6 separate regions of the Mus musculus genome follow, and regions 2, 3, 4, 5 and 6 are each linked to region 1. Evidence: chromatin loops called from intact Hi-C (ENCODE). Cell type or tissue: left cerebral cortex. All regions are shown on one strand. Region 1 holds the start of Nyx (nyctalopin). Region 2 holds the start of Ddx3x (DEAD box helicase 3, X-linked). Region 3 overlaps Gm34661 (a long non-coding RNA gene). Region 4 has its middle 17 kb from the start of 2010308F09Rik. Region 5 overlaps 2010308F09Rik (RIKEN cDNA 2010308F09 gene). Region 6 has its middle 16 kb from the start of Ddx3x.

Region 1 (4,000 bases):
GATATACTCTCTATAATGTTATATATATTTTAATTTTACTTCAAACTATGTTTATAATTGAAATAGAATCATACCACTTTCCTCCCTCTAGCACTTTCCAGCTACCCTTCCCTGATGCCCTCCTATGTCCTCGTATACTCCTAAGTAGATAGCATATTTTATTTATTGTTACATACATATTTGTGTGCATGTGAGTATGAAATATGCACGCGCGTGTGCACACACACACACACACACATATCCAACCTGCTCAGTCCATTTTTGTTGGTGATGTGTGTGTGTGTGTGTGTGTGTGTGTATGTGTGTTCAAGGCTGACCATTCTGCATTAGACAACCAATTAAGGATGCTCATTACTGGGAGAGGCTAGTCATCTTTCCCAAAGCCATTAGTTGCCTGTAGGTAGCTCTTTGCCTAAGGATGGGGCCTGGTGGATTTCCCCTTCCCTGAGAACATGTCTGTGATATTACCTTTGTTCTGGTTTGTTTATGCAGTCATTTGTAGGAGAGACCATTTCACAGCAGACTTCCTTCTCTTCATCGATGCTCCCTGAGTCATAGATGCAGGAGTGGTGGTGTAGGTGTATCCATTGGGCCTGAGCTCCCTAGAATCTATTGCTCCAGTTGTGGTTTTCTGTGGTAGCCTCCATTTGCTGTAAGGAGAGGGTTCTTTCACGAGGAACGGTAGCCACATGTATCCAGGAAAGGCGACTCTCAAACCTAACAGGATTTTAAATTCAAGTCCAGGTGAGGAAAATGTTTTAAAGCTCACCCATTTTTTCAAATAGACGCCTCAGGGGTTTTGTGGGGTGGAAGATCCCATCCCATCTCAGGCCCGACAGACTTCTTTGTCCCTAGATCCATTCCTTTGACAGGTGGAAAGTGGAAGCCTTTGTATCTTTTCTTTGCTGGTCAGCTTCAAGCTCTAGCCTCGTGTATGTCTGTCAAACACTAATTTTCTAAGTGGCAAAAGGTGCCTATCTGAGAGCAGCAGGGAGGCCCAAGCCTCTCCCAGCATTTGTTTTTCTGACAGGTCATCAGCAGAGACTCAGTTGCCTGGTGGCTCAACATTGCACAGACTCAGGTATCTTCGATGGCTTGTCTTCTGAAATCAGATGTTCCGGGATCTTTTGCCTGCCTTGAATACCTGTGATAAGAGAATTCTGAAACTCTCTAAATTAAGTTACAGGCCAGAGAATGGAGGAAGAGATCAGATGAGATTATTTTAACTGACAGCTTCCAGCTAAATCAACAAAGAAAAGGACAAATCTGCTGCACTGCATTGTTGCCCTGTGTGCCGAAGACTACCCATTGAAGGTCACCTCACTTTCAGCTTTCAGAACGGACTTGCCAAAATGCAGCAATTCTGCTATGGACTGACTAACCCTTCACTCCTGGGACTCTGCCCAATTCCTCTTATCCTAGTCCTTCTGATCACAGATCAGAACAATTCCTTTCTTCCCCCTAACATTTTATTCTAAAGCCTCTAGCTCCTTAGGTCCATAACTACTGATTTCAACTGTTGTCTGGCCGTGCTGCTGGTGGCTTAGGAAACCTGTCCCAGGACCTCTTTCACCTCTTAGCATGTGTCAGCGCCATCAACCATTGTTTCAGAGGCCTCTTTGAGACTGGGACATTGATTTGATACTTGGCAGTTCCCTGCTGCATTGAGTTTGGGTCTTTTCCTTGGGCAAGGCAGATGGGCCTACAGCTCTATTTTTGGAGGCCACAGAGAGTGGCGATTTCACATGCAGCTCCTGGAACGTGCATTTTGGAGTATTAGGGCAGCGAGTCTGTTGAGAAGCACAGCAGAAGAAATCCTGGGCCAACCCTTTATGTGCTGTGTCAGACTGGCTTATTATCCACCCTCCTGACTCCAGGGTCAGTCAGGTGAGTAGGTCACTGAAGGACCCTCTCCAGAGGGACTTTTGGCAGGCTGTCCTTTGACCAGGGCAGCTAGCCTTCCAGCGACTTCAGGTGCGTGACTAAGATTTCCGGCTCAGGCGTGCCCCGGGCCTTTCCGGGCCAGGCAGCCGCCCCCGCGCCGCCATGCTGGAGCCTGCTTCCTGGCGGGGACGATAAGATAGGTTGCGGTGGCACTGGTCCAGCGCTGGAGCTTCAGCGCCCTCTGATGGGCAAGCCTGGGAGGGCGGGGCCCATGCTCGGATGCCCCGCCCCACCAGACCTTGGGAGCGGGCGGGGCTGCAGCACGGGTTACCCGCAGTGGCTGTCCAGGTTTCGCAAGGACGTGACCTTGAGAGGGAAAAAGTCCCCTGGTGCGTCACGAGTGGTTGCTAACCCGGGCTAGCGAGCTGAACTAGTTTTCGAAATCCAGAGAGGTGGGAAGGAATAGGGACTTAAACGTTCATACTGGGGACTCGTGGCCAGCTGCCCCTCTACGACCGACCGCCAAGGCACGCTTTGTGCGCAGGACCCGGAATCCGGTACGAGCCTGCATCCCGACTTTGTCTGGGCCTGTCCTTGGGGTGACGTCATTCTGAGAGTCAGCAGAATAAGTAGCGTCCCCTGCTGCAGTCCAGAGCTAAGGCTGTGAATTCAGGTCGATTCCCCCAGCCCTACAAGGAGCCAGGGATTCCAACAAAAGGATGGTTTCAGCTAAGGCAGTTTAGGGGTGCCTCATCCTGATCTCACATAGGCAGTGAGGGTGACTCTTTGGCTTCTTACTGGAATCTCAGGAGAGAAAACAAAAAAAAAAAAAAAACAACAAAAGCAAAACAACAAAAACCAACCATAACCTAGGCGACCAATTCCTTGCTCTGCCTTCAGCATTGTAACCTCAAGTTTTCTGAAGAAGCTTCGTCTGATTAGAACAACTTGGTGTGGAATTTTGTGAAAAGAGGAGAGTCAAAATTGACTTATTTTAGAACCTTTAATAACCATTTACTTTATTTTTTTATATCTGACCCAACATGTGTGTGTGTGTGTGTGTGTGTGTGTGTGTGTGTGTGTACGTGAATGGATGGCTCATGCCCACCAGTGCACTTGTGGAGTGCATGTGGAATCCAAAAGACAACCTTGGGTGCCCTTCCTCAGAAGACATCCAATTGATTTATTTTGAGACTTGTCTGAAGCTTGCTAAGTAGGCTGGCTTGGCTGGCTTGGCTGGCTAGTGATCTGTCTGTTTCTGTTACCATGTTGGGTTGTTTTTTTTTTTTTTTTTAATGTGGTTTCTGGGGATCCAACTCAGATTTACTGAGTAAGCTATCTTCCCAGCCATGACCTAAATTCTTTACAAATTAAAAAAAAAGTGTTTGTATTTGTGTGTGTAGGTGTGTGTGCCACCTTGCATGAGTGGAAATCAAAAACCAACTTACAGGATTCTCTCCCTCCACCATATGGGTCTGGGGGGAATCCAACTCAGGTTATCAGGTTTGGCAGCAAGCACTCTTAATAGCCGAGCCATTTTACAGGCTCCTGGCCCAACGTTCTTGTTCAGAGAAGCCCTCATCAGTATATCACAGAACTTAGCAGACCTTTGACCTCCACCTACCCTAAAACAAAGCACTCTAGATGACACATACCTATGGAGCAGCTTTGTGGCTGTGCAGTTGCCAGGCTACATGATGTTCCTACCAATGTAATTGAAAGTTTATTGACTTACAACTTTACATTCTTCTGTGACTATACAGTTCATGTCATCTCTTCTACTGTGGAATGTGACATTCAAGGTTCCCAGGCCATATGACTCAGAATAAACTATTTTCTTACTTCCTTTATGTCAACACTTGGCATCTTGAGCAACAGGTCTCTTGCAGTTTCTGAGCCCTAGTTTCCTTACATGAGGAATCTAGAGTCTGGGTTAGACTATGAGGCACAGAACTTCAGGGAGTCCATTTGAGACCAGAAAGTGAGAGGAAAAGGCAGGATAAAGGCCAATCTTTATCCTAGTTCTTTTATTCTAGATCCTTCGCTCATTTTCACACAGGCTTCACTTCAGGCAAACAGTTGAACACCTCCACCTAGATAGCAAACATAGGCTAGC
Region 2 (4,000 bases), 180 kb before region 1:
TATTTGATGGGGGCAGGGATTCCCCCTGACAGTGCCCTGTGGATATAGTCTACATAAGTAAAACAGCCCAGAAGCAGGTTGTCAGTTAACCTCCCCGTGGCAAGCAATTGGAGTGATGCTCAGAATCTCCAGCTCTTGAACAACAGACTCCTATTTGTCTAGATTTATGTGAAAAGGAATCTAAAACAAAACTAAAAACATATCTCACTACTGTGCTTTGTGAATCCTCAAATCTCATAGCAGAAAGGAACCCATCTTAGTTTCTTTGGATTTGCTGCGACAAAACACCATGGTCAAAGCAACGTATAAAATAAAGCATTCAGTTGGGTTTATGCTTTCAGAGGCTTAGAATATATGATGGCAGGACAGCTGAGAGCTCACATCTTGAACCACTAGCAGAAGGTGGGGACACACACACACACACACACAAAGAGGACTGGGATCCAGGAGTCTTTTGAGACTTCAAAACTCACTTCCAGTGACACACCTCCTTCAACAAGGCCATACGTCCTAATTCTCCCTAGACAGTTCTAGCAACTCAGGACCAAGTATTCAAACCTGAATGGGGGAGTGGGAGGGTGTGTGTCTGTGTGCGCGCGCTCGCGCGGGCGCACGCGCCTGCTTGTGCGCAAGCGCGCATGCATACGTGCGCTGGCTCATTCTTCAAACCACCACAGGACGATAGGAATCCTTGGGTCTAATGGTTTTCAAAGGGGCACTATGGAAATATGTGCATCTGAGGGTGCTAATACTGCTGAGGACTACTGGTATGTGGTCAACAGAGCCAGGCGTGCTAGATCAATTCCATATATGAGAGAATTGGTCCACTGGATACCCATGTAGACACAAAACCACATCATCATCTAGGTTGGCTTCAAATGTAGCTGCCATCATTAACTGAAAAGCAACATTCAATTGTTACACAAAATGAATAGTAAAAACAACAGGGGTTTGAAGTCTAGTGGTCTCTTTTATAGAGGAGGAAAATTGAGAACAAAAGCCGAAAAGCAACTTGCCTAGGGATTGTTTTATTGTTTCCGTATCTCTTTAAAAGTTCAGTTTCAATTTTACAAACTGGAAAAGTAGAAGAGTTTGTACAGTAAACTATGTGATGAGAAGTAATTGTTTGAATTCTGGCAGCAGAAGGCCCCTGGTGGGGGGGTTGGGTTTGGGGTTGAGGTGGGGGGGGTGCTGAGTCCTGTGTTTTATTTGTGAAACTGAGGGTCAGAAAGGAGTATCTTTTAGGTAACTTGTGTGCTGCCATTGCCTAAAAGCTGAGGGCTCAATATATTCTTTTGGTTTTGTTGTTTAAGGGTATGTGTTTTTGAAGCTGAGTCTTGGGGGGTGGTCCGCCTAGAAGCGGGGTCCACCAGAATCGGCCCGTTTGATGACAGACCCCTTTTTCCTCCATATTCTGTCTAGTGGAGAGAGAGGCCTGAGGCAAGTTATCTCGGTCAGGGAGACACAGGTTGTGTCCAGTCACACATTCTCGCCTCCCTGGGGTCCCTTACTGTGCCAACAGCCACAGGCTGGTGCCAGGAATGCCACGCGGAAGGACACAGGGGCCTACAATAAGTGACTCTTTCACAAACGAGAGAGGCTCCGGGTCCCGGGAGGGTCCTGGATTGCCGGCTCTAGATTCGCGTGAGATAGTTTTATTGTTCCTTCAGAGTGGGGCTGTGGGAGTGATGCTATCTATAGGCAACGGCGATCTGAAGCCTACAGCAACCCGCACATCCCCTACAGTCCCTGCTCAGATGGACTCGGGTCACCATGCAGCCTTCCACCTTTCTGCTTCTCATTTCTAGTTCCCTTCCCCCTTTCTCCTCCCCGCCCTCCCGCAGTTTTCCCGTCCCTCCCTCCCATTCCCAGCACTAGTCAAGCGAGTTTCCCTTCTTCACAAGATGGCCACCTTGCTGGACACCCACGGTCACGTGATCCCACTGCCCTCCACGCAGAGCCAGGGCTCATTAGTTAGGCCAGACAAAGCCCACTGCATCATCTCCACGCCCGGGGACGGAGAGGAAGGGACGAGTGCTAGAAAGAAGGACGAAAACTGGGTACACAGGGGAGGAGCAGCCAATCAACCTAGTTTAAAGCTTAGGGCCTTAAGGCTAGAGGACGGTCAGCAATCATTTCTCGCGAGATCTCGAGAAAACAGTAAGATTAGGGGACCGGTGGAGACCAGGGGATAGCAAACCCAGGAGAACCAGAACCACATATACCCAAGGCTTCTTTATGAGCCGACGAGGACGCGGGTAACTGGACTGATTAGGAAATCTCACGGGACTCAGCCGAGCAACGCACCGTAAGCAGGCAGAGCTCCTAACGGCAGTGGCCGGCCGCCCGGGAGAGGAGGGCACACGTCTTACGTGCTGACGTAGCAGTCCTCCGAGTCGGTATATAAGGTCGGTGGCCGCGCGGTGCGCTTCAAAGCCGCAGTTCTCCCGTGAGAGGGCCTTTGCGGTAGAGGCAGCCTTTGCTCAGCAGCGGAAGACTCCGATTTCTCGGTACTCTTCAGGGATGAGTCATGTGGCAGTGGAAAATGCGCTCGGGCTGGACCAGCAGGTGAGCCTGAGCCGCGGGGGTCGCTGCATCACTTTGCCCCCTGCCCTAGCCTGCCTTGTGGCGCAGCTCTTTAAGTTCTGCTTTTTGCCTTCCCGTCTCCCTGGACGGCTCGGGCCGGCGGGTGGCCAGTGGCTAGGGGCTCTGGAGGGACTGGATGCTTGCGGGGGGAGTGCTAGAGCCGGTGATTCCTCCGGCTCGGCTCGGTGCGCGGTATTGTCCCTGGCCCGAGCACAATGGCGGCTTTTGTGTCTGTGCGCAGGCGAGCGGAGGGGGAGGGGGCGCGCGCATTCGGGCGCACGCGCGTCCCCTGGTTGATTAGTGACCCGCAGGTGGGGATCGGGGCGGTCGGGGGGGGGAGATTGCCCCGCGTGGCGTGGCGGGGCCCGGGTGGATGGTTTTGGCCCCGGATTTCCGGGGCTTTGGGCTTCCATGGCCCCAGTGGCTGTGGTTTGGAAATTAGGGAGCTGGCGGCGGCGCGCGGGCTGGCCGAGTGGCCCCGCGGCGCTGGAATGTGGGAGGGGGCGCCGCGGGAGGGGGGCTGGCCTCTGCGCGGGCTAATGGCGGCGGCCTCCTTTGTGTGGCGCAGGCCGGCGGTGCTGCGCGGTCGCCCCCCCACCCCCATCCCCATCCCCCCGGGTCTGCCCGCCAGCGGGTTCGCCTGCAAGCCAGCTGGGTTGCTTCGGCCCCGCCGGCCCGGTGCGTCGCGGCAGGGGAGGCCGCGGTTCCCGAGTGGAAAGTTTTGTGACGCAGAAATTTCAGGGCGGATTGGGCGGGGGGAGGAGGGGGAGGGAGGCCAGGGCCGCTGCGTGCGCACTTGCGCCGGGCTTGGCGGTGACGCGAGCCACCCGGCGCGGCCCTTGCTCAGCCTTAGGCTCCAGGAAACGACCGCGCGGCCCGAGCCGGGCACGCCCGCCCTTTACCTGGGCGCAAGGGAGGACCACGCGCCTTGCGAGTGATGGCCCACTCTGGGATCCTCTAGAGGCAAAATGCCCAGAATATGGCAACAGATAACTTGTTGCTGCCATCGAAGTAAAATTGGGAGATTGGTCAGGCCTGGTTTCTGATTACTTAATCGAGACTCCATTTCTAGATTTAGAGGCCAAGGAGATGAGGGTCTGGTGCCTTCTGCCTGACCTATGACCTGCTACAGTAAATCTTCCATGTTGTGACACATTGTAACTTAAGGGACACTGGTAACATTTTCCATTCTAAATGATACTTATACTAAAATGATACTATTGTTGAACTATATTGGAAATTATATTTCCAAGAGCCTTTCATAAGTTGGTAGTGGATTTAACTTCGAAAGCTTAGGAATTCGGAGTGGTTCAAGTTTGTAATGAGTACCAACAGTGCATTTGGCAACTTTGTTGCTTCGATTAATGTCAAATGATTAAAAAAAAAAACCTACGTAGACTAGAGAGATGGCTCA
Region 3 (4,000 bases), 120 kb before region 1:
GTGTGAGGTGGAATCTCAGGGTTGTTTTGATTTGCATTTCCCTGATGATTAAGGATGCTGAACAATTTTTCACGTGCTTCTCAGCTATTCAGTATTCCTCAGTTGAGAATTCTTTGTTTAGCTCTGTACCCCATTTTTAAAAGGGGTTATTTAAATTTTTGGAGTCCAGCTTTTTGAGCTCTTGTATATTTGGATATTAGTCCCCTATCAGATTTAGGATTGGTAAAAATCCTTTCCCAATCTGTTGGTGGCCTTTTTGTCTTAGTGACAGTGTATTTGGCCTTACAGAAGCTTTGCAATTTTATGAGGTCCATTTGACAATTCTTGATCTTACAGCACAAGCCATTGCTGTTCTGTGAGCTAGGGGTGGGGTTTTCCAACAGATGGGGTACCTGGGTGGCAAAGGCTATTCTGCTGGGAAGGAAGGAGCATAGTTAGGCCTGAGCTTCAGGAAGGTTTGTGATGTTACACTTTTTGAGGTCAATTTTTGAGGCTCCCAATGGAGGCCGGAGGCCTGGATGGCTCCTAAGCAAGCCCAGAGCAAATTCACAACATACCTTGAACTTTACTGGAGTTTTCCCTCTGGTTCAAATTCTTTCCTCAAACAAGCTCCATCTTCAGGGAATGGACTGGGGGTGGGGGGTGACGTGTGGCTGGACCCAGTGAATCCACAGAGGTTATAACAATCCTGATCTGCATAAAGATATTCTAAAAAGCAGAGTCAGAGTTAAAGGTGGTAGCTCAAGCCTTTAATCTTAGCAGCTGGGAGGCAGAGGTGGGAGTTCTGTGAGTTTGAGGTCAGCCTGGTCTACAAAGAGAGTTACAGGCCAGCCAGGTCTATACAGTGAACCCCTGCCTCAAAAGAAACAACACCTGCTTTCTTCCCTTTGCCAATTAGACTGTTGAGACAATGGAGCCCAAGACATGGAAACTTCCCCAGGAGTCTCATGCTGGGTGAAGGAAAAAGCTGGGACTTTGGTGCCAGGTAGAGTGGCAGCTTGTCTTCTGGAGATGCTGGAGTGTGCGCCTGCACACACACACACACACACACACACACACACACACACACTCAGGTGGGCGACTCTAATTAAATGCAGTGGCCTGAAACAAACAAACAAAAGTCATGAAAATAGGAGGCGGAGTTCTGGAAAAGAAATGGGTTTAGTGGAGGAAGTGGGAGGTGTGTTTGTGTGAGATATCAAAGTGCATCATATATGTATATGGAATTGGGAATAAAAGACTCTAACCCTCAAGTTAGGACCCTGAAAATGGGCTTGGGAGTTGTTACTGGATCACTGTTCTTAGCAATGTGGTCCCACTAACTAAATCCTTTTGTGTGTTTCACTACTACTTGTTGGTTAAGTTGGCTTATAGAGGACAGGTGCTGAACCTGGCTAGCTCAGGGCTGTAAAGAGCTCAGGCTCTCTCTCAATCTAAAAGTAACGAGAAGCTGAAGTCTTTTTTCACAGTTCCTCAGAACACAGGCAATTTTAGCCCCCCTCAGGAAGTTCTTTGGTTTCTTCCTGCTGAGAACAAAGCTCCCCTCTCCCCACTGGCTCTGGAATTTCTTTGTTCTGGGAAGCCGAGGGGCTGGCTGGAGCTTTCCTGGAGCAGAGCCCCTCCAGCCACTCTCACTGGCTTCTGAGAGAGGGAAGTGGAGAAGCCCGGTGATTCATCTGGCTCTGGGGAAAGCAAAGGGCAGAGGTGAACCTTATTTATTCACAACTGAGAGAGCTGCCCGAGAGACACTCAAGAAAAAGACAGAAAGGCCGAGCAAAATTTAGCAAGGATTTGGGTGGAAGCCCATGAGGAAGCCATTAAGCCATTAGCTTAAAAAAAAAAAAAAAAAGCTTCAATTCCAGAACCACAGATGAAGAAACACCATCTGCCCACCTACCACAATTCCAGGAAGCTAGGGAGGGAGGCCTTTGACCCAGGAGCCTGTAGTGGCTGTCCGGCGGGAACAGTGAATCTGCTGTTCTTCACAGAAAAAAACCAAATGCATACTCCGGTGCGTGAAGTTAGTGCTCACCCTTCTGCTGTTTGTCTGACAAGGAGGCAGGCACACTAGGCAGCTTTACTCAATCTGGTGATGAGCCCAGGGACAAAGAAAAGACCACAGTGGCATTCTGATTTATTCCCAAAGGAACGGGGTTGGGGGGTGGGGGGCAGGGCACAGAAATAAACTGCAGTTTTACAGGTCAAAGACAGTGGAGCTCAAAACAGTGAAGTTTCATTCTGTTTAAAACCAAAATCCAAAAAACTCGGGGCCAGCTGAATCTAGCCGGTAAAAGTGCTCTCCAGATGCTAAGCTTAGGGAACTGAGTTCCATCTTAGGACCCGTCCACATGGTGGAGGGAAAGAACCATCTCCCTGCCATTTATTTTTTGACCTCCACAGGCATGAACACGCGCGCACGTATACGCGTGCGCAGGACACCGAATCAATGAATAAATACAATAAAAATTAAAATAGAACACACTGAAAACGAAAATTGGGGTGTAGCTTAGTAGTGGAGAGCTTGACATCATACCCACCAAAAATATTCGGATGTGGGGCTCAAAGTGATACAGAGACAGGCTGCTGCGAGTAAGGGATGTATTTATTAGAAGAGTTATTAACGCCACGGACAGAAAACAGGAACGGCAAGGATTTGGAGGAGAAGAATCAGGGGCCTATGTGGCAGAAGTGGACCTGTGTGCCTCTTAGGTGGAGAGGCAGGCCAGGCTCTCATTCCCAGGGAGAAGGCAGTGAGGGGGCGGGCGCGCGGGGGGGGGGGCGTAACAGCATGTATAGCCACCAACCGGGCCTTTGATGTAAGCTCACTTGCCCAGGTTAGAAACGCTGGCACCTGGAAGTCTGTGAGCTAGAGGTTTGCAGACACTATCTCAGTGGAGTGCTTGTCTGTGATTGCATGGGGGAGGGCTGCTGCAGGCAATGTGAGCAGCTGCTCAATTCCACTATTCCGTTCTTACACCCAAGACCCTCGGTCCAGTCCCCATCACATCACCGCTATAAAACAAATCCCTCGTCGCAGAAGTGTCTGTAGCATTTTATCTAGGTTCCGCCCGACAGTTACCCGACAATAGCCAGGTGTGCCAGACTCACTATAAAAGGGGATGCTTGTCCCCCTTCTCTCTCTCTCCCTCCCTCTCTCTCACCCCCTCCCTCTCGCCTTCTTGCTCTTACTCCATACCCCCGTCCACGTGCTCATGGCCGACCTCTACTCTACTCCTCTACTCTCTCTGCCCTTCTCTGTCTCTACTACCCTCTCAACTCGCCTCCCCATGCCCTGAATATACTCTATTCTATACTATACTGTCGTTAGTGTGGCTGGTCCCTTAGGGGGAAGGGATGCCTCAGCATGGGCCCGCAGAGGCACCCCCTCCCCCCATACCTGACTGCACATTCACCAGACATATTCCTTTTCTCTTTATTTGTATAAAACACAACAAGGAGAATTACTGATAGTTATCACTGCAGCAGGATGAGACCTTGTCTTGAACAAGACAATGTTACACAAAACAAAACAAAGAAGTAAGACCAACGGAACAAAGAGATGCCCCTCCCCCCCAACTCTGGCTACCGGTGCCTGTGCTTGTTTAACAACTTCCAATCACACCGAAGGCTTAATGTTAGTTTGCAACCAGGATGCCGGGCTTCAACCTAAATTCTAACTCTCAACACAAATCCCCGAGGCATAGTAAAGTAATCACCCTTAATAGAAAGCTACTGGGGGAGAGAGGAGGAGGGGAGAAGGCAATGGGAGAAGGAAAGAGAGATAGGGAGGGGGGAGGGGAAGAGATGGGAGGGGGAACGAGAGAGAGCAAGCGCGCAAGAGCGCCAAGCAGTGACTGCGCAGAGCCACGCCCCAATCTGAATGGTTCCCAGCTCAGATAAGAAACCCCCACAGCTGAAGTCCCATACAGCCCCCTTGGAGAAACGGCCACTTCCTGTTTACTTTACTGCCTTCCAGCTGGGGGCGGGGGGAGCAGTGATG
Region 4 (4,000 bases), 230 kb before region 1:
GCAAATCTCTGAGTTCAAGGCCCGCCTGGTCTACAGAGTGAGTTCCAAGACAGCCAGGGCTACACACAGAAACCCTGTCTGGAAAACAAAACAAAACAAAACAAAACAAATAAAAAAATAGAAAAGAAAAACAAGAAAAAAACAAAACAAAACAACAACAACAAAACCAAAAAAAAAAAAAAAAAGTTGAGCCAGGCATGTTGTACAGGCCTTTAAGGGACATTATTATGTTTGTTTTTTCCTGGAGCTGAGGGCTGAACCCAGAGCCTTGGGCTTGCTAGGGAAGTACTCTACCACTGAGCTAAATCTCCACTGTTTTCTTAAAAGCAAATTAAACGGAAACAGGCTGAGTATATAGTTTGAGTAGCAGGTTGACTACGTAGTTAAAAAAAAAAAAAGATTTATATAAGTACACTGTAGTTGTCTTTAGACACACCAGAAGAGAGGGTCAGATCTCATTATGGATGGTTGTGAGCCACCATGTGGTTGCTGGGATTTGAACTCAGGACCTTCGGAAGAGCAGCCAGTGCTCTTACTTGTTGAGCCATTTCACTGACTACATAGTTTTAAATGGTCTCAAAGCACTTTTTTGTTTTGTTTTGTTTGTTTTTGTTTTGTTTTGTTTTGTTTTGTTTTACGAGACAGGGTTTCTCTGTGTAGCCCTGGCTGTCCTGGAACTCACTCTGTAGACCAGGCTGGCCTCGAACTCAGAGATCTGCCTGCCTCTGCCTCCTGAGTGCTGGGATTAAAGGCATGTGCCACCATGCCCGGCTCAAAGCACATTATTAACTTGGTTCAATGTCTAGCAAAAGTGCAGTTTCTGAGGACCAGAGGGATTTTCAGAACAAGCTGTTGTCTTCGTGTTTCTATTGCTGTGAAGAAAACATTATGACCAAAAAACAAGTTTGAGAAGAAAGGGTTCATGTGGCTTACGCTTCCAGATCACAGTCCATCATGAAGGAAGTCAGGACAGGGACTCAAGCAGGGCAGGAACCTTGGAGGCAGGAGCTGATGCAGAGGTCATGGAGGGATGCTGCTTACTGGCTTGCTTCCCATGCCTTGTTTAGCTTGCTTTCTTATAAAACCCAGGACCACCATGGGCTGAGCTGTTCCCCCATTATCACTAATTGAGAAAATGCCTCACAGCTGGATCTCGTGAAGGCATTTCCTCAAGGGAGGCTCCTTCCTCTCTGATGACTCTAGCTTGTGTCAAGTTGACACACACACACACACACACACACACACACACACACACACACAAAACCAGCCAGTATAGCTGTTTCCACAAAAGACTGAAAAAAAAAAAAGAAAAGAAAACCCCCACCCAAGTCTAGTTTAGTGGACCAGTGAGCTGATCTGGCTTACTTAGAGGCATATGGGGCAGGGGTTATTTTTGGGAGCAGGGGTGACTCCAAAGCAGCTGTATCACCCAAAACATGAAAACTGCATCTTGAAGCTTCCTTGGCGACTGGCAAGCAGCTTAGCTGGCTGGACAGGGTGCTCCCCCAGAAATTATTACTACCTGTATAACCTGTGGGGCCTTGTGGACCCTTTAATTTTCAGTCCTGTAGGGGGCAGTGTGTGTGTGTGTGTGTGTATGGGGGAAGTTCAGATATCTTGGAATGCCATGGAACTAGGGAAAAGAGTGGATTATAGGTACAGGCATTAATGGACGCTCTCTGCCCATCCTGGTTTGTGCTTCTGTTTGTTTGTTTGAGACAGGATCTCACTTTGTAACACAGGCTGGTCTGCAGCTTACTATGTAAACTAGCTCAAGCTCACAGCAATCCTCCAGCCTCAGCCTCCCAAGTGTTGGGATTCCAGGTGTGCATCGCCCTGCTCAGATTATGGTCTCTTTCTGGAGCAAGGCCTCTGCGTCATAGACAGGCTTCACTTTGTGAAAATTCAGCTATGCATGTACGATGTATATTCCATGGCTCTCACATCTACATTAAAGTTAAAAAAAAAAAAAAACCAACAACACAGAGGGCTAAGGCTGTAGCTCAGCGGTAGAACATCTAGCATGTACAGGGTCCTAAATTCCATTTCCAGCAGCACAGAAAAACCCTCCCCCTTCAAGCCCACAGCAACAAAACAAAGTAGAGCACAATTCACGCAAAGTGACAATATCCATTTTTCAGGTACACAAACGAAGAGTCAGATATAAATCCACCCTCCATAGCCCTGAGCACTGCATCATTTGTTAGCAGGCACTTCCAAGGGCAACTACGGTATTAGGCGGCTTATATTGTGTCCTTTCCTTTCTTTTCAGGTAAACCGTCATGGCGCAAACTGAGCATGCTCAGAGTCATTCCTGTCTATCTCTTTAAATTTTTTCAAACATGCGGTCACAACCTTACACGGAGTATGCCTAAACGTGTATTTCTTAACTGAGCATGCTCAGAAATGGCCTCCGTCATTGAGCATGCTCAGAGGTGTACTCCCCAACTGGGCATGCTCGGAATTGTGCTCCTTGCTCTTGCATATTTATTATAGGCCAGCCCCTACATGAATATGTATAGACTCCTTGAACGTGGTCCTCACGCTTCCTTTGTTCCTGGGGACCTCGCTTTTCAGTAACTCCCCTCCCTCGACTCTCCTTGCCTGCAGCGAGTAACAAACCTTCTCCCATCTTTCAGGCTGAGCTTGTTTGGGCTTTGTTCTTACCACGACGGGATCTGAGTCCATGGCCTCTAGTTACAGGTTAAACCCGTTGAAGATTGAAAATAATTTGGGGGAAAAAAGATTTCATCTCTGCTGAACATGTGGAGAGATTTTATTCCTCCCTGAACAGCTGTCCACGTTTGCACTCACCATGCCTTCTTTGCATATTTTTAGAAAAAGTATAGGGAAGGATAGTCACAAGTTATTAGCAAATACCATGCTATTCTCCTTTATTTAATTGCCTATTTATTTAAAGTCAGGGCTTCATGTGTCCCTGGCTGGCCTTGAACAGCCGAGCCTCCTGTGTCCGGTTCAAAGTGTGGCAGTTACAGAGATGCGCACTCAGACTCAGTTTCTTACACCATTTCCTTTGAAAGGCGCCAGCACCTGTGGACCTTGGATCTTTGTGGACCCGGTGCCTCAGTGCGTCATATGGCTTGCCTGTGACATCTAAGGGATAGGACAGGTCACGAAAGGGTTTACCTATCACGGGGGAGGTCCTGGGTTTAATCCCAGCGCCTCAGAACAATCACCACCAAGTTGGGTTGGGGGTGTAGCTCAGTGGGTAAAGTGCTTGGCACCACGCTAATCCTCAGCCCTCCAAATAAACACCTGTGGGGAGAAAGGATCTCAGTGGACAGGGATTACAGTGAATAAAAGAGAGGGGGGTGGGGGGGGGCACACCTCTAATCTCAGCCCTGGAGAGGTGGAGGGTGCAGGCAGGACAATTAGAATTCAATGTTATTTTCAAAGTAGTGAGTTCAAGGTCAGCCAGGACTCTGTGAGACTGTCTCAAAATAAAGTGAGGACTTTAAGCAGACCATTGCTGCTAATATGTCACATAAGCACAGGAATACTGTTAACTTGAGCTCATCTCTGAACCCAAGCCAAACCAGTTCTACTTGTGATCCCACCATTCAGAGGGGCCCACTGCAGTCCTGATGGTTTCTTTCTGTTGTCTATTGCTCCAGTTTCAAAGTTTCTAGGCAGGCACTCCCGCTCTGAACCTATCCCCCCCAGGTAGAACTGGCACTCATTTTCATTTTCATTTGGAGTGTGTGTGTGTGTCATGTGCACGGGTGAACATTTGTGTGTGCGTCTGTGTGTGTAGGCCAGACATCAGGAGTACCGCTCACCTGAGCTTTTGAGCTAGGGTTTCTTTCTTTCTTTTTTTTTTTTTTAAAGATTTATTTATTATTATATGAAAGTACACTGTAGCTGTCTTCAGACACACCAGAAGAGGGAGTCAGATCTTATTACGGATGGTTGTGAGCCACCATGTGGTTGCTGGGATTTGAACTCTGGACCTTCAGAAGAGCAGTCGGGTGCTCTTACC
Region 5 (4,000 bases), 220 kb before region 1:
CCAAGCTGGTAGATGAGGAGCCCTAGCTTGCCAAGAGGACTTAGAACGTATGAGCCTTCTGCCAGGCTTGGATTAGGAATGCCGACTGAAGACAGCCAGGCCAGCTGACACCTGGCCAGTCACTCAGGATAGGACCCTGGGGCTGTACTCCCGCATTGCTGCAATAATGCCCCCAGCCTTTCCCCTCAGCCTGCCTTCGTTGCATCATATCCCCAGCAGGACAGCACCTGTCCATGTCCCACCCTCCTTCCTTTTGGTTCTTCGTTGCATCATTTCTCCAGCAGGACAGCACCTGTCCATGTCCCACCCTCCTTCCTTTTGGTTCTGTTTGTCTGTACTCAGCTGGCTGTTCCCTCCAGATCCTTGCTGGTTACCTTGCTCTGAGAGATACAGCTAGGGGTACCAGGGTTAACCCAAAGGACCCAAGCCATGATCAGGCCCTGGAAGGATTCAAGAGCTTAATTTTGATGATGTTGGAGGAATACCGCCAGCCTATCACTCCTATTCATTATGGCTTCTGGTTTGGAGTGCTGGGCCAGGGCCTTAGTCCGGGTCAGTATTTTAATATTTATTTAATAGTGTACCTCTGTGTGTCATCTACAAAGTATCCAATAAAGAAAGAGGATATGCCAGGTGTGGAGGTTCATACCCTTAAGCCCAGCACTTGGGAGGCAGAGGCGGGCGGATCTCTGTGAATTCAAGGCCAGCCTGATCTACAAAGCAAGTTCCGGGACAGCCAGAGCAGTTACACAAAGAAACCCTGTTTTCGGGGGTGGGGGAAAGATATAGGAAGTCATAGTGCCCCCCTACACACACACACACACACACACACACACACACACACACACACACACACACACACAACATTCTTGAATCTGGGGTATAGCTCAGTGGTAGTGTATGGTTAGTGTGTGAGGCCCTGGGGTTGATTCACTAATTGGTAGCGCCACAAAACAAAAGAAAATATGCATAACTATACTATTGTAGAAAATACTTAATCTCAATTGGGGTTTCTACCCCACTTTTGATAATTCAATTCCCAGATAAGAAGCACACACCTTTTATATTTATAGCAAGCCTTAACCAGCACTAGCATTGGGCAGATATCTACCCTTTAAGCTATTAGAATCTCTAAAGTATAATTTGCCAGGCTCTGATGGGCTGATCTTTACAACTCACTTAACCCTTCTCCTCCTCCTCCTCCTCCTCCTCTTCCTCTTCCTTGTGGTTCCCCTCCGACCCCAAGCCCCGCCTATCTCAGTTCTGCCCAGCTATAGGCTGTAGGCATCTTTATTCACCAATTAGGGATAACTTGGTGGTGGTGGTGGTGGTGGTGGTGGTGGAGTAAGGTTACATAGTGTCACTTGGGTCAAAGTGCAGATTCTCCTTGGAGCAAGTGGGCCTGGGAGGGAAGTATTTAGCATTACAATACATAGAAACCGACCAAACCTCAGTGTTACTACTGCGCTACGTCCTCAGCCCCCAAAACTGTATCCTATGAAAGACCATCAGTTAATTTTGTTAAATCTCTCTAATTTCCCGTTTATTCCTGATGAATTTAACTCCTGGTAGGCAGGAGGGACCAGCAGGCAGATCCTCTCTTTTCTCAAGTCTCAGCGCTAAGAAAATGGCCTCTAGGATCTAGTCAGGATCCTGTTGTGCTTCTAGCCCCCAGCCTTGGAGCTATCGTATTTGCATACCACTTAGCAGTTTCTGTTGCCTAAAACTCACTCTCCTATCTTCCCCTCCCCACTTGCCAATGTTTCCTGGCTCCTGGAACTGGTCTAACTGCCCTTTCTAATGCTGACACTCTTCAATACATTCTTCACGTTGTGGTGACCAAGAAGTATAACATTATTTTTGTTGCCGCTTCATAACTGCAAATTTGCTACCGTTATGAATTGTAGTGTAAGCATCTGTGTTTTCCGATACTCTTGGACGACTCTTATAAAAGGGTCTCCAAAGGGGTCTCCCCCCCCCCCCCAGGTTGAGAACAACTTCAAAAGCCCTGCAGCTTGTTTGTGTCTGCAGCTGTGCTTTACACATTAGCATGCAGCTCACCTCACTTGCCTTAGTCTCACTTCTGGGCTCAGTGGAGGCACCCTTCCCTTGCAGAGTGCCCTTGCCTCTGGCATTCTTGCTAGCTCTAAGTTCCACACCGGGCGGTGATTTATGGATGGCCAATTCCTTAGGATCCTGTGAGTCTGGCCAAGTAATTTGGATTCAGTGCGAGGGGGACATTTTAAGCCAGGCAATGACAAAACCAGGCAGTATTTTCTGCAGACTTATATTTCCTGTCGGAGAAAGAACTAAATTAAATGTCCTTTACAAGCCGTGAGACCCCTGGCTTCCTCCCTGTAACTGGTAAACCCTTCCTACCTTATCGGTAAAGGGACAATATGCTTATTTAGGCTGGCATTCCAAAGCATGGCCAGGAAGTCATCCCCGCAGCCCCAGCACCACAAGATGGATGGCAGGCAGCACCGCGGGGAGGAAAGCGGTACTTAGAAGACATTGGAAAAGCACATGCGATCGCTGTGAGCAATCTGCTGGCGAATTTGGAAAATTAGATGAAAGGGACAATCTTCTGGGTGTAAAATAACAGCACTAAGAAACAGAATATCAAGGGCCAGCCAGATATTTCAGTGGATAAAGCTCTCATAGTGCAAACGACGACCTGAAACCGACATAAAGGAGAAAGCCGACTGCACAAAGCTGTGTTCTTTGATCTCCACATGCCCTCCCCCACCCACTCCCTCATCACGCAGGAAAAGAGACACACGAGCTTTTTTTTTTTTTTTAAATTAAAAGAAAGAAATGGAGTAACAAGCCAGGCATGGCGGTACATGCCTGTAATTCGAGCACTCAGACGCAAAGGCAGGCAGGAGGAACACGAGTTTGAGCCTAGCCTGGCCTATATAGTGAGATCTTGTTTTAGCCTTCTCACCATCCTGTCCAGCTTTGTCTCCAGCTAAGATCTTGCTCGACTTTGCTACCCACCACTTTTCCTGTGCAGCTGCCGCTGCCGCTGCGGCGCGGCAGAGTATCCCAGGGTGCCTCTCCTGCCCAGTTCATTTTGATGGCGCTATTAGAACCTACATATGCAAACGAGACACAGTAACAAGATCAGAAAGAAAGTGGTTGAACTCCCTTGAAAGTATAAAGCCAAAAATCCTAAGTATATCAGGAAGTTGTGTTCAGGAGCCGGCAACACGCCGAAACTCTTAAGATGGAGTCGAGGAGATGCTGGGACGCAGGGTCTAGTCCTGAGTTCCTGGTGAGATCAGGCTGAGTCTACACGCAGAAACCATGTCCCTGCCTGGCTTTTCCCGCCTCCAACAGTCTGCTGAGAGTCCTCCCTCAGTCACTCAGGCAGAACTCAGATCCAGGGCTGTGCAGTGGGGGAGGGATTTGTGCCCCCCTTGGGGGAATGTTGGGGGCAGGGGTGGAGCTGCGCACATGCGCACACTCATGCCCTTTGTTCCTCTCGATCCTCAAGTCTCAGAACACAGTAGTGATTATGGGTTTATTTCTCCCCAAGGCGGAGACCAAGTCTCATAAATATTTCTTTCCTCTCTCCAGCCTGAAACGGATGAGGCCAAAAAGATTCTGGCTTGAAGGAACTCCTGGAGAGGATTTGCAACTGCTGGAGCTACTGGGTACAAAGAAAGCCTTTTGGAATCTTGGTTTAAGCTGTGTAGGAAAACGAAAAACATGACCTAGTTAGTTTCCTTGGGTTGTCACATGCCAGCTAAGCCACTAGAATGCAGACTGGGATCTCTCTGATGGATTGCTGCTTGAATGTTAAAGTAATCTCTGAGCTGTTTTAGGAAAGGGTATGGCCACTCTCAGCCAGTGGGAGAGAGTGCTGCTGGAGCTGACTCCACGGCCATCCGGAGTCATTAAGGTTAGGACTATGGGGACATTGCTCTAGGGTTGCCTGTAGATTAGAGGGCAGAGCCTCATACAGAGAACCAGGAAGGCACTAAGTAAAACAGAA
Region 6 (4,000 bases), 160 kb before region 1:
TTCTAATATCAAGATCACCTGGGTCAAGGATGGCCAGACTAGTTTTTTTTTTTTTTTTTTTTTGTATACTGTGCTCAATTCAACTCAAGAGACTCATCTTTTCAGCCACTATTTTTCTCTGCCATAGCATAGCCTCCCAAGATTGTCAGGCAGAGAGGCTCAAAGGTGTATTAAAAGCTGTGTCCTTATGTGTTGAAAATAGCTGCACAAACGGTAATGATTTCGTGTTTCCATTTGCCTTGAAACTACCTTGCAAGCCACTTCACCTGTGAAGTGCTGGCCACATGGGTTGGATTTGTTCCATTTCTGACAACACTCATTGGTTAAGTACATTTGTTTCATGCCCATATTTCAGTTTGTCATTGGCATATTGCGTATTGTACAAAAGGGTATTTGTGACCTGGAAAGATGTTTACTATAGAAAAAAAGGATCAAAATGTGAGCCCAAAATGTTACCTGCCATGTAACAATAACTCCCAGTGCCGCAGACCCTCTGGGTCCTTTTGTCTGCGTGGAACGAGTCTCTGGGGCAGGTGGGCAAGGCGTCCCGGGTTACAGACAGACCAACACGCGAGATTGTGTAGAATCTGAATGTATTTTGTCAGGTTGAGCATCAAACTTTATAACAAGAAACCAGGCAAAATACAATCCACCAAGTTACAGTGACGGAATACAAAAGGAATGTATACATCAAAAGAAGGTGGGGACCCGGGCTGCTGCCACAAGGAAGGGATCCAGGTGTAAACTAGTCTATTGTTAAACCCACCACCAGGGTTTCTGCACTAGCAGACCTTTTCATAAATACTGCAATACCCCAACCCCCCTATTTCCTGGGTCTACAGAAGAATTTATCAACTTGCTTCTAATATGAAGCTTGCTATACCTAGCTGTAGAGAAGATCTCTGTCTCAGTGGGATTCCCTAGCTCTATTATGGTATTCCCTTATTTGGGTGCGATTTGCTACTGTCCTTAGTAAATACTTTGCAGACCTGCTCTGAGCTACTGGCTCCGTCTTTTGTAATGCTTAATTAGTTACTGAATAGGTAACTTCCTTACTGCATTTCTGCCAGATTCCAATCTCAAAGGCTTCTGGAACCTTGGAACAATGGGGAAGGCTCTGGCTATGTCAGAATTCAGTCTTAAAAGGCACTTATAATAATATAATACTAAAAGAGAGCACGTGGATCCATACACCAGACTAATTCTGGGATAGGGTATGAGTATATGGGTTAATGAGAAGGCCAAAGCTCCAGCAGGTGAGTTTCCGTGAAACTCTTCCTCGTGAGCACTTCCAGGCTTCTCAGCCTGTCAAGCAGACTTGACTGGAGTGTGTGGCATCCCAGTTCTGAGATTCTCTCCAGGTGAGGAAAATGCATAGAAAGTTTGTGTGATAGCACTATTGATTGAATGTCCCAGGGCTGAAACAAGTAGATGAGTACTGTCCTGAGGGACCAAGCCATGTCCCCAATCCCTTTCGCTGGACTTTATGTGGACATGTGACATGACTACTGACACCTACCCTGCTTAGTGTTCTGTGGATCAACTTCACTCTCATCCCAAGTACCTAAGGGCCATTTAGGGCAGTGCTTCTCAACCTACCTAATGTTTCCACCCTTTAAATACAGTTCCTCATGCTGTGCTGACCCTCAGCCTTAGATTACTTTTGTTGCTACTTCATAACTAATTTTTGCTACTGCTATGAATTGTAAATATATGCAGGATAGTTGACATGAGTCACCTGTGAAAGGGTCGTTTAACCCTCAAAGTGGTCAAGACCCATAGTTTGAAAACCTCTAGTTTAAGGGATCTAGTCTATTGATTTCATCTGACTTCTTGTCTGGCCCATTGGAGAACGTGTGAATTCAGATTAGTCCATCAGTTCCAAGAGCTTCATTTTGCTTTTCTGGTTATCAACTTCATGGTGTAAAATATTCCAGGGCAGCCTGTCCTAACAACCCATTGGCTTCATTTTTGTGTATGTTACCTGTGCCCTTCCCCCAGCCTTGAGCAGGCTGCTCAGACCTGGCTTGCCACTGTTTTTAGCCCACCTAGGGTGGGAGTCTTCCGACCTAGGTAAAGTCTATTGTCCTGCCACATCTGCAGCTTTCCCCCAAGACACCACTACCTGCTGAGAGGCTGAACCTGTTCTCCTGACACTATCCTGACAAAGCAAGGAGATCCTGGGGGATGGGTTCCCCCCCTTTATAAGCTCAACTCATAAGTAAACATTGGCCTTGATCAGAGAACCGTCTTGGCTCCTTATTTCTGTCACAGCCTTTCTCATCCAAAACCCCATCTTGTGGCACCCGACAGGTGGCCTGAAAGCAGAAAGAAGGACTGGGGTTACACTGTCTTGGTGGGGCCCCACAGAAAACAGAAGATGTATCTCTGCATGGTAAGCAACATACAGCATTAATGTTAGCACTACAAATGTCATCTTTTGAAGGCTGTTTGATTGCAAGGGTGCAAAAAGGATACAGGCTCTCCCAGGGACAGAGGGAAATCAGGAGACATCCTGCTTTCTCTCTGGCCCCTACAGGAGACATCCTTAGTTCTGGAAACATCAAGTTCTCTACCATCTCTGTATTGTCTGTGTTTGGTGCACCAATCTGTCCACGTGTCAATTTGTGTCTGGTTTTGTTTCGTTGTCTGAATGACTGTTGTTCTATGTTTCATGTTGAGAAGAAAAAAATGGTTAAAACTTTATCTGCTGGCTATCCATCTCTTGATTCAGTCTCAGTTTGCACAGTGGAGGCTGATTAAAGTTGCCCCTCACCTTAGCTAGGAGTCAAGCACAGCAGGATAGGTCCTGCCGAAAATCCTGAAAATCGGTTTTTAAAAAGGAGCCTGCAGCTTCTTAGTTCTAAGGCAAATAAGGTGATAGTTGTTTTTTCCTAGAAAATTCTCTCCAATTGTGATTATTGGGTTCAGCAAATGATAAAGTGTTTTTCCTCTTGAAATTATAGCTAGAAAAAGTAAAAATTCTTTGATTGGTCTAAATTTATAAGATTTGTGTAGCCACTTCATTTGGTTTCTGACTGTTTTGTTTGTTTGTTTTTTGAGACAGGGTTTCTCTGTGTAGCTCTGGCTATCCTGGAACTCACTCTGTAGACCAGGCTGGCCTCGAACTCAGAAATCCACCCACCTCTGCCTCCCAAGTGCTGGGATTAAAGGCATGTGCCACCACCGCCTGGTGGTTTCTGACTGGACTTAAAGGTATAAATATGCTCTGCATGTCTTGGTCATAGAATATTGGCTTATAAGTTATGGGTATGATTAAAAAGGTGTAACATCTGTAAACAGAAAGTTAGCTTAAAATTGGTAACTCAGGGCTGGAGTCATTTTAAACAACAGCACGTGGCATGAATCATCCCAGAATACTAGGCCTCTAAGGATACTTCTAAATTGGGATAATATTTTATGTAATTCTTATCCTAGAAATTAGACTTATAAGAGATAAGATTTAAAACAATGTCTCTTTAGTGAAGCATTAAAAGTTGCACTGTTATGTATTCATATGTCCGAATTGGCAGCCAAACTTTGTAACATGAGAGTGATGTTTCTGGTATTGATTTTAAAGAGAATAAATTGTTTAAAATTGGGTTTTGCTTTCTAAAAGATATGGATATATTCTAATATTGCAAAAGAAACTTAAAAGTTATGATTAAAATTGCCAGTATTTCATTGACTGCAGTTTGCAGTTTGATCTTAAGATTTTTTTTTCTTTCTTTTTTTTCCCCCCTTTGGTTTTTCGAGACAGGGTTTCTCTGTATAGCCCTGGCTATCCTGGAACTCACTTTGTAGACCAGGCTGGCCTCGAACTCAGAAATCTGCCTGCCTCTGCCTCCCAAGTTCTGGGATTAAAGGCATGTGCCACCACACCCAGCTAAGCTTAAGATTTTTAACTCACCCATATATTGTTAATTAGGATGATTACAAGAGTAATCATCTTATGAGGGTGCTAATGCAGCTCACTGTGGCCAACTGGCCATAGAAAACA

The links. Peaks named below come from ENCODE experiments on the same cell type or tissue, not always from the same donor. Only the 100,000 strongest peaks of a DNase experiment are listed, where the experiment ranks them.
Region 2: a loop joins it to region 1, with 10 times the contacts of the local background. A loop is called at or near these places in 17 of 42 quality-filtered maps.
Region 3: it touches region 1 in a loop (4-fold over the local background); 9 of 42 quality-filtered maps call a loop at or near these places.
Region 4: it touches region 1 in a loop (7-fold over the local background); 37 of 42 quality-filtered maps call a loop at or near these places.
Region 5: a loop joins it to region 1, with 5 times the contacts of the local background. A loop is called at or near these places in 25 of 42 quality-filtered maps.
Region 6: it touches region 1 in a loop (3-fold over the local background); 17 of 42 quality-filtered maps call a loop at or near these places.

Annotation. Positions count from the first base shown.
Region 1 is chrX:13,459,597-13,463,596 of GRCm38, forward strand. It overlaps Nyx (nyctalopin), which reads left to right and starts at 1,494. Exons shown (of 4, transcript NM_173415.5): 1 at 1,494-1,887. In left cerebral cortex, a CTCF peak has its summit at 2,121 (motif pointing left); DNase peaks (open chromatin) are centred at 2,130, 2,431 and 3,064; H3K4me3 peaks cover 746 bases; H3K27ac peaks cover 1,536 bases.
Region 2 is chrX:13,278,590-13,282,589 of GRCm38, forward strand. Ddx3x (DEAD box helicase 3, X-linked) reads left to right here and starts at 2,433. Exons shown (of 17, transcript NM_010028.3): 1 at 2,433-2,568. The coding sequence starts at 2,524. In left cerebral cortex, no CTCF peak of the experiment used is centred here; DNase peaks (open chromatin) are centred at 1,610, 2,015, 2,330, 2,833 and 1 more place; H3K4me3 peaks cover 2,743 bases; H3K27ac peaks cover 2,507 bases.
Region 3 is chrX:13,343,263-13,347,262 of GRCm38, forward strand. It overlaps Gm34661 (a long non-coding RNA gene), which reads right to left. Exons shown (of 3, transcript XR_386903.3): 2 at 558-708; 3 at 284-411. Among named protein-coding and RNA genes, the nearest start is that of Gm34661, 2.4 kb to the right of the region's middle. In left cerebral cortex, no CTCF peak of the experiment used is centred here; DNase peaks (open chromatin) are centred at 1,727, 1,998, 2,444, 2,998 and 2 more places; H3K4me3 peaks cover 1,374 bases; H3K27ac peaks cover 1,305 bases.
Region 4 is chrX:13,228,429-13,232,428 of GRCm38, forward strand. No RefSeq gene overlaps it. Among named protein-coding and RNA genes, the nearest start is that of 2010308F09Rik, 17 kb to the right of the region's middle. In left cerebral cortex, CTCF peaks have their summits at 1,546 (motif pointing right) and 2,444; DNase peaks (open chromatin) are centred at 1,578, 1,871 and 2,413; H3K4me3 peaks cover 1,236 bases; H3K27ac peaks cover 912 bases.
Region 5 is chrX:13,239,501-13,243,500 of GRCm38, forward strand. The region is part of intron 1 of 2010308F09Rik (RIKEN cDNA 2010308F09 gene); the gene reads right to left. It also overlaps the pseudogene Gm16481. Among named protein-coding and RNA genes, the nearest start is that of 2010308F09Rik, 6.2 kb to the right of the region's middle. RefSeq lists an enhancer at 1,331-4,000. In left cerebral cortex, no CTCF peak of the experiment used is centred here; DNase peaks (open chromatin) are centred at 2,162, 2,472, 3,003 and 3,434; H3K4me3 peaks cover 1,925 bases; H3K27ac peaks cover 2,360 bases.
Region 6 is chrX:13,295,363-13,299,362 of GRCm38, forward strand. No RefSeq gene overlaps it. Among named protein-coding and RNA genes, the nearest start is that of Ddx3x, 16 kb to the left of the region's middle. In left cerebral cortex, no CTCF peak of the experiment used is centred here; no DNase peak of the experiment used is centred here.